Linked DNA regions of Mus musculus: region 2 is linked to region 1. A link is a loop called in an ENCODE intact Hi-C map of the cell type or tissue named here. Cell type or tissue: left cerebral cortex. All regions are shown on one strand.

The links. A loop is a pair of places that touch in the nucleus more often than their neighbours do. Peaks named below come from ENCODE experiments on the same cell type or tissue, not always from the same donor. Only the 100,000 strongest peaks of a DNase experiment are listed, where the experiment ranks them.
Region 2: a loop joins it to region 1, with 9 times the contacts of the local background. A loop is called at or near these places in 1 of 42 quality-filtered maps.

What each region holds. Positions count from the first base shown.
Region 1 is chr8:46,548,853-46,552,852 of GRCm38, forward strand. Cenpu (centromere protein U) reads left to right here and starts at 3,217. Exons shown (of 13, transcript NM_027973.4): 1 at 3,217-3,275. The coding sequence starts at 3,235. In left cerebral cortex, no CTCF peak of the experiment used is centred here; DNase peaks (open chromatin) are centred at 2,440, 3,054 and 3,681; H3K4me3 peaks cover 1,270 bases; H3K27ac peaks cover 412 bases.
Region 2 is chr8:46,208,610-46,212,609 of GRCm38, forward strand. It overlaps Slc25a4 (solute carrier family 25 (mitochondrial carrier, adenine nucleotide translocator), member 4), which reads right to left and starts at 2,453. Exons shown (of 4, transcript NM_007450.5): 1 at 2,203-2,453; 2 at 413-899. The coding sequence starts at 2,313. In left cerebral cortex, no CTCF peak of the experiment used is centred here; DNase peaks (open chromatin) are centred at 699, 1,367, 2,067, 2,475 and 3 more places; H3K4me3 peaks cover 3,326 bases; H3K27ac peaks cover 3,508 bases.

The DNA of each region.
Region 1 (4,000 bases):
ACATCACCTAAGAGCTCCTGCCCTCTGTTCTTCTCTCCCTCAACCAGAGATGCACTGCACTTTGTGGGTGTTGAAGAAAAATAGCCTCATAGAGTGGAGCAAAGCTGAGGCCAGGTGTTTAAATATGGAGATGAGGATTTTAGTTTTCCTGTGACCAGCTTGAATTGTCTGTCTCAGCTTTGGAAGCAGTGGGCTTGAATTGTCTGTCTCACCCAGTTCCTGGGGGAACCTATGCGATTCCAGGAGGTTAGGGAGTAGACTGTCTATCTCCAGCCACAAGAATTGGCTTTGAGTAGCATGATTGTTAATGCTGACATGTCTATGTGCCCACAAAAGCTGTTTGTTTATAAATAGCATTTCAATTAGTACTCTGACTGGGTCTGGTGGTCCAAGCCTGTAAACCCAGCTAGTCAGGAGGCAGAGGCAGGAGGATCACAAGTTCAAAGGCAGCCTGAGCAACTTAAGTGGGAATACCTTTCAAATTAAAAGCAAAAAGGGGGCCTGGGAGGTAACACCATTGTAGAGTGCTTACCTAGCATGCATAGGGCCTATGAAAAAGCTTGAGCAACATAGACAGGCACATGTATGCTGGGCCTCTTCCTGAGGATTCTGGGCTTTCACACTGAATGAATGAATGAATGGATGGATGGATGGATGGATGGATGAATGAATGAATGGTGGAATTCAAACCTGAAACACAGCATAGCTGCCAGGTACAGACCTGATCCAGAGCCTTGGCTCAAGAAAAGGCAGGCAGATCTGTTAGCTACTGATGGGGCTGTTCCTTAGTGTTGATAGACATAAAATGGGGTTATGGTACCCACCACAGAGGGCTACTTAGAGCATTCAATGAGCTGATAGAAATTAAACACTTAGAACAGTGCCCGGGTCAGAGCAAATCCAGGTGCTGGTTCTGGTGGAGGTGGTGGAAGTGGTGGTGGTATAGAACCCAGCCTGAGGTTAAGGTTGATGAAAGGTCAAGACAATGTCCTCAGAGCTCCAGTGACCTCTAGAAACTTGGGATCAAACAGAGAAAGCAGCGTGACAGGCATCCTATCCTTGGACGTCTCCGTGACACAAACTCAGAACTTTAATGATTTAAACCTATCTGGATGAGTTTTGCTCGTTTCCACTGAGGGAGGAGTCCCCTTCCTGTTTGAGCACCCGAGTGGTTTCTTTTTTCCCCAACTCCAAAGCATAAAAGGTTTATCCACATCTCCCTTCCCAGAAAATGGAGTTACCTCTGCTCTCTATAGTATGCCAGTTTTCCATGCTTCCAGGAAGCCCGTTTCTACCCATCCATGAGGAACTTCCTGCAATACCCACAAGGTGATCTGCCCTCCTCTGGCAGTCATCCAGATGGTTTCTGGGTAATTGAGGACGCACACCTTTCGATGACGAGGAAACAGAAATAACCTTGAGGGAAACGCACGTCATAAACACAAGCGTTTCATCTCAGTAGACAGGAGATGTGAAACTCTTTAGAACTTACTGAGTAGGCAGAGTGGAGGGAGGGGTAAAGAAAACAGTCTACAGTTCACAAAACAATGTACAAAACCTGGTGTCATGCAAAGCTGACCACGACTACATCTTACATGGTATCTCTACTGACCCTAGATACTCACAGACAAGTGCCCTGGAAGATGTGCGTAAGAATTCCTGGTGATGTGCTGTCGGGAATAGTAAATAGAAAACATTGATGTACCCATAGCACAGAGGAATAAAAGCGATGCAAATAGTTACTTAATGAATTCCAAAGGCAGCATGAATGAACTACAGCTGCATGCAGATGTGGACACTTTAAAAATTATGGCTTTGGTTAGGATACTTGCAGAAAACCTACCAAACGTTATTTATAGAGATAGAAATATACAATGATTATACACAGAGGCATATCGAGGCTGAAAAGCATAAAAATGCTAAAGACAAATAAAAAAAACCGTATGGTTTGTGAAAAGGGCCATTCATGGAAGAGTCTGAGAGAACTGTTACATTTTATGTTCTGATTCAGTAATATAGGTGTCTATGTTTTATTTTTACAGTGTTAAATACCCTTTGTTGGAGACAGGGTTTCTTTGTGTAGGCCTGGCTGTCCTGGAACTCACTCTGTAGGCCATGCTACCTGCTTCTGCCTCTAGGACTAAAGGCAAGCACCACCACTGCCTAGCTTGTATTCATATTTTTATTGTGATAAAATTTATAACATAAAATTGGACATTTCAGCTTTTTATTCCAGTCATTTTAAGTGTTTAAATACATCCACCTTTTTTACACAACCATCTATCTCTCCCATCACCCCCATTTCTGGCCTTTCTCATTACCACTGTGTTTTAGGTTAATCAAGAAATCATTGTTGGAGCTGGAGAGATGACTCAGCCATTTGGAGCCTCTTGCCAAAGACCTCAGAGTTTCCCAGCCTCATAACTATCTGTAACTCCAGTTTCAGGGTATCTGATGCCCTCCTCTGACCTCCACTGGGACCACGGATGTGTATATATATATGCGTGTGTGTGTGTGTATATATACATACATATGCGTATATATAATAAATATATAACATTTTGCATCGATACACATAAATCTTAAAAAAAAATTCATTGCCAAGTCCAACGTCTTGATTCAGTTTTCTTCTGAGTTTGGCCGTTTTTTTTACTTCTTATATCTTTGATCCCTTTAAATCAATTTTTCATTCTTTTGTACCACAAGAAAAATGTAAAAACAAAAGAATCGTGAGTATGGATCCAGAAGGGACCTTCCCGCTTTACGAAGGACCTGGAAGGGAGGACAAATAACGTGTCGCGTTCAACAGTGAGCTGCTACAGGGAGCTAAAAGCGGCATCTGCATTTAGCAATGCGAAGGATTTGACAGTAGTCCATCAACTAACAGCCCGCCCGGAAGCACTGGAGTTTTGGATCCGCTGGCGGCTGGCTCGGGTCCACCCACACCCACACCAGCTCCGGGTCATTTACCCGCCCACGAGGCCGGGGAGTTCTAAATTTACGGAACGGAGCGAGAGCGGGAGAGACAGCCTGCAGCAGCTAAGCCGGTTGCTTTGGACTCCGCTCCGCTGTTGGGTGTTTTCCAGGCCTGGATTTCATCGTGCTCTCGCCCAGGACGCTCTCTGGCCCCGCCCCGGAAAAGGCGGAGCATAGCGAGGACTAGGCTCTGATTGGCTGTTCAGAGCAAGACCGGCTAGGCGCGAGTTTGGAGTCCCTGCCTTTGGGAACGGTAGGATGGCTGCAAGGAGAAGTTTGAGATACTCGGGGAACCCGGGGTAAGTGCTGCCGCCCCGAAATCCGCCCAGGATGGGCTCAACCCGTCCCAGAGACTCGCTGACCCGGCCTCAATTCCCACAGCCCCGAATCCTAGAGCCAGGAGTCAAGCTGTGTGGTAGGGGAACTCAGACACCAGCGTCGCTTTCATGTGACAAGCAAATATTTAACAGTAATCATTTCTGGTCTGTCGACATTGCTTTTTATTTCTAAGACGCAGCTGTTTTCGTAATAGAAAACACGGAAGCCAAACGAAATCTCTAGCGAGGGACCAGGCAGCTGCTTGTTTAGAGCTTGGGCTGGCCTTGCCTAAATACCTAAAGGACATTCAGAGTGCTTCATGGATCTTTTCATTATATAAGAGGTGTGCATCTGAAAAGAAGTTAGTAAGCGGCCCGAAAGGTTAGCGCCACCAACTCCTGGCGAAGGATATTCTGGGCGTGTCTGGCGCGCATCCAAAGCCTGGTAGAGATTTGGATAGAAAGGTCTCCTCTGCGTAGGAAGTCTTCCGTGGGAGGATTACCTATGGAAGATGATGCTTGTAGCTACCACAGGACACAGATGGTGGGGGAATCCACATTCGGTGAGCAGTGGGAAGGAAGATTTAAAAAGGGCAAAGGAGCTTATCAGGGCATGCTGGTTTGTGCTTTTACCTTTTTTGGTTTTTCGAGACAGAATTTTTCTGTGTGGCCCTGGCTGTCCTGGAACTCAACTCTTGTAGACCAGG
Region 2 (4,000 bases), 340 kb before region 1:
GACCCAACGCCATACCCTGCCCTTCCACAAGAACCAGCTCCTCCCCCGAGGCCCCCTTACATGCAACCAGGCAAAGTTGGCTGCCGCTTTCCCTTAATCCAAAGAAGCTACAGCTCTATTGACACAGAGCTTGCTTCTAGTTCAGCTGAGAGACTAGCAGCTGTGTTGGGTTAGAGGGAGGCTTTGCCTCCTGAGTAGCTCAAAGCCACAGTATTTACCAGTACGGGAGACAGAGGCTCCTTTACCTACTAACTTATCCAAACCACATCACATTACCTCCTCAGAACTCAGGTTAGCTCAGAGGTAGGAAAGGCAACTAACACACAAAGGTCATCATGGAAGGGTAGATCACACAGAATCCTCTCTCCATAACCCCCTCCCCACACCTTCCACCCCAAAGCCCCCCTCTCACCCTTGGCAGTGTCATAGACTCCGAAGTAGGCAGCTCTGTAGATGATGATGCCCTGGACAGAGACACTGAAACCCTGGTAGAGACCCTTCAGGCCGTCCGACTTGAAGATCTTGGTGAGACAGTCGCCCAGCCCATTGAATTCTCGCTGGGAAGATCCCTTGCCCACGTCGGCAGCCAGCCTGGTCCTAGCAAAGTCCAGCGGGTAGACGAAGCAGAGGGAGGTGGCCCCAGCTGCCCCACCAGAGGCCAGGTTACCAGCAAAGTAGCGCCAGAACTGCTTATGGCGATCCACGCCTCCCAGGAAGATCTGCTTGTACTTGTCTTTGAAGGCGAAGTTCAGGGCTTGAGTGGGGAAGTACCGGATCACGTTGGCCAGGTTACCCCTCCAGAAAGAGAGAAAGCCCTGCTCCTTGGGGATTCTCACGACACAATCAATGATGCCTTTGTACTGCTTCTCTGCACTGATCTGTTTGCTGGCATGCTGGACCTAGTTTGGGGTGGGAGGGAGGAAGGGGTGGCAGAGGACAGGCAGAGAGAAGGGAAGACAGAGGGGGAAAAAGGATTTGTATTTCCTCAGTTTTTCTTATTTTTGTTTTGAAAGGATAGGGTCATCCTATATAGCCCAGGCTAGCCTGGAACTAAAAAATCATCCTGTGTTGCCTCCCAAATGCTGGGATTATAAATGTGCACTGCTATGCCCAGGGTTCCTCGCCCATCTTTCACTTTCAAGTGACAAGGGAGAATTCCAATTGTTTTTTAATGTATCAGGAAATCAGTTACCAAGAACATACCAATAAATGTTAGTTACTTGACTAAGCTAAAAAGCAGTCCAATTTCTCGACATTATAAGGACATTTGAGCGAAATTCCCTGCAGGCTTATGGGGAATGGCAATAAAGATCCCTCCCTCAAGGGCTCTTAACATGGTGAGCAGATGACAATGTCCCTGCTTTACTCGAATGTCCCCCGAGACAAGGTTGTCTTAACAGTAGGTGTCTGAAAATTTTCAAGCAGATAATTCAAGTGATTAGTGAGTTACTACTGCCGTGGCCAATCTGTTGGAGCATTTTGTGTTATGTTTAAATGCCCAAACGGCTCTTCCCCATTGAACAGCGTTTGCCTTTGAGATGGATCAGATGATGATGGCAGGCCCCTTCAATGACCGGGGAGAAAATTATATGGGGACAAGATGGCCAAGGCGGTCTGAATTTATCCTGAATATTACTTCTGGATTTCTGCCTCAGTGTCTCCATCTGTGAATACGGGCCAAGGACGATTCCTATCTTGCAGAGGTTATAGGAAAGATGAATGAAATCAATGTCAAGTTATAGCGCAGCGCACGCGACATAGAGCGAACCCCAGTCAATGATTAATCTGATGCTTCAATTGTCAAGGGTGGATGCAGATAAGAAGGTGCAGAGGATGTGGCCAAAGGGTGAGGCCCGCCTAAGAGGCCTTAGATGGAATGTCGCTTGCTGTACCGGGCACAGGATCTGGCTCGAGGTAGACCAGCTTCGGGGTGGGTTTCCATATATAGACACCCCAACGCGGGCGCCACCCGACACCAGGAATCTGCCACTGACGCTGGACCTGTATCTGCGTAGAGGGCACCTTCCCCTTCGCCTAGGCCCCGGGCTTGCGGCCTAGCACAGATTTTTCCGCAGCGTCGCGCGCGCCCGCGCCGCAGCATCCCCGCGCCCCGCCCGCATCCCTGCGCCCTGACGCGCGCGCCCCGCCCCGCATCCCCCCAGCGCCCTGCCGCGCCCCGCTCGCGCCCCCAGCCGTCCTGACCTGCAGCAGCAGTTTGACCCTCTCGATCGGGGCGACCGCCGTCTTGGAGACGGCGGCGGCGATGCCACCTGCCAGGAAGTCCTTAAGAAAGCTCAAAGCCTGATCCCCCATGCTGAAAGCCGGGCGCACACAGCCTGCAAGGAGCCGCTCGTTTGCTCTTGCCTACGCCCGGCCAGGCACCGCCACCCCGAATCCGTCCCTGCACGACGCGAAGGGACCGCCCGCCTGACCGCAGCCCTCCTTATATCCCCGGCTCGGCGTCTCGCGAGAGGAGGAGGGACCCCGGCGAGCGCGCAGCGCGCATTGGCTGGGCTGGTCCCTGGACAGCCCCTCTCCATCCCCCTCCTTTGCAGAGGGCATTGGGGGCGAAGACGCTTCCGGGAGCTAGGGGTGGGTTGGGGGCTGTGCCTGCAGCTTGGGACGTTTAAAGGGCAAATTCATGCTATCTGTCCCAGCGAGCCGAGGGAACACCGTGTCTCTGCTGCATGTGGACCGTTGTATTTATAGCTCACGAGGGTTTAGCCTGGGGACGACCTGGGGACAGAGAGGGGGCCCCTTGATGCTTCAAGGGAAGCTCTTTTTGACCTCGATCTTGCACCACGGTGCTTTTGGCCAAGAAGGTTTCAGGCTTCCACCCCTTCCCGTTGTCAGGGCGTTTCCAACTAGAGCTCCCTGCCTGGATTCGGGCCTCTGCAGAACTCTGCGTTTCTGCAAATAAATCATACTCCTCCCAAATACATACTAACATCTTTTTAATGCCATTATTGCCTCATAGTAGAGGGCAAGCTCCTGTCTCCGACTTCTCTCCATTCAATCCTTGAACCATTCAGTCAATAGAAAATATGTATGCACCGGGCACTCTGCGCCATCAGGGAAAAAGAAAAAAAGCAGAATGCAGCGGCGCTAGGTGGATTCTCAGTTTGGCAGTGAATGTGGATGTGTGGCTTTTCTGTTAACTCGGCCTGTCACACTGACACACAGGCCGAGGACTCCTAAGGAAAAGACTCTCCTTTATTAGCTCCTAGTCTCTCTCAGCTCTTGGGATTCTCTCGTGGACAGACCTCTAAAGGGCTTGAATGCGTGCTCAGCTCTTAATGGAATCTCAACCGTATTTCGTGCAGGATGGTTCCAGTTGGCTGGCGGCTTCTTAAGGATCAGAGTCCTCAGACTTTTGGGAAGGTCGACTCCTTGGCTGTGTCTGACTCTATAACAGACAGCTTGAGGTTGGGGGAGGGGGGCCGAGGCACTGTCTAATCCCAGGAAAGTGATTGCAGTTTTTTTTTGTTGTTGTTGTTGTTGTTTTTTGTTTTTAATACATGGATGTGAGATTTCGTTACCCTCACCTCATTTAAGGCAGTTCAAATATAACTGTGCATATTTTCCATACTGCTGCCCCTTCCACAAGAATGAGTGCTATTAGGGTTTTTTTGTTGTTCTTTTCTTTTCTTCGTTTAACTTCAAGCCCCTTACTCTGTTCTTTTCCCACATTTGCTAACCTTCGTTTGGACATCGGTCAAGGCAGTTCATCTTTTTAAAAGTTTGCTGATCTATGCATATTTCATGTTAGGTGCTGACTGAGCTGCACCTGTGTGTCGCTCAGAGCCTAAAGACTTACTAGAGCAGAGGTCACTGGCGGGATGCCAGGAGCACATAGGTGATGTATTTATTTGCAGTTGGGAGAAACAAGGCTGGGACCCGTTACCATGTTGCTGGAGGTCAAAGAAGACACACGCATAGACAAACATAAAAGGCATCTCTGTGTTCCTTCACCAGATACCAACTGAGCAATCACTGTGTA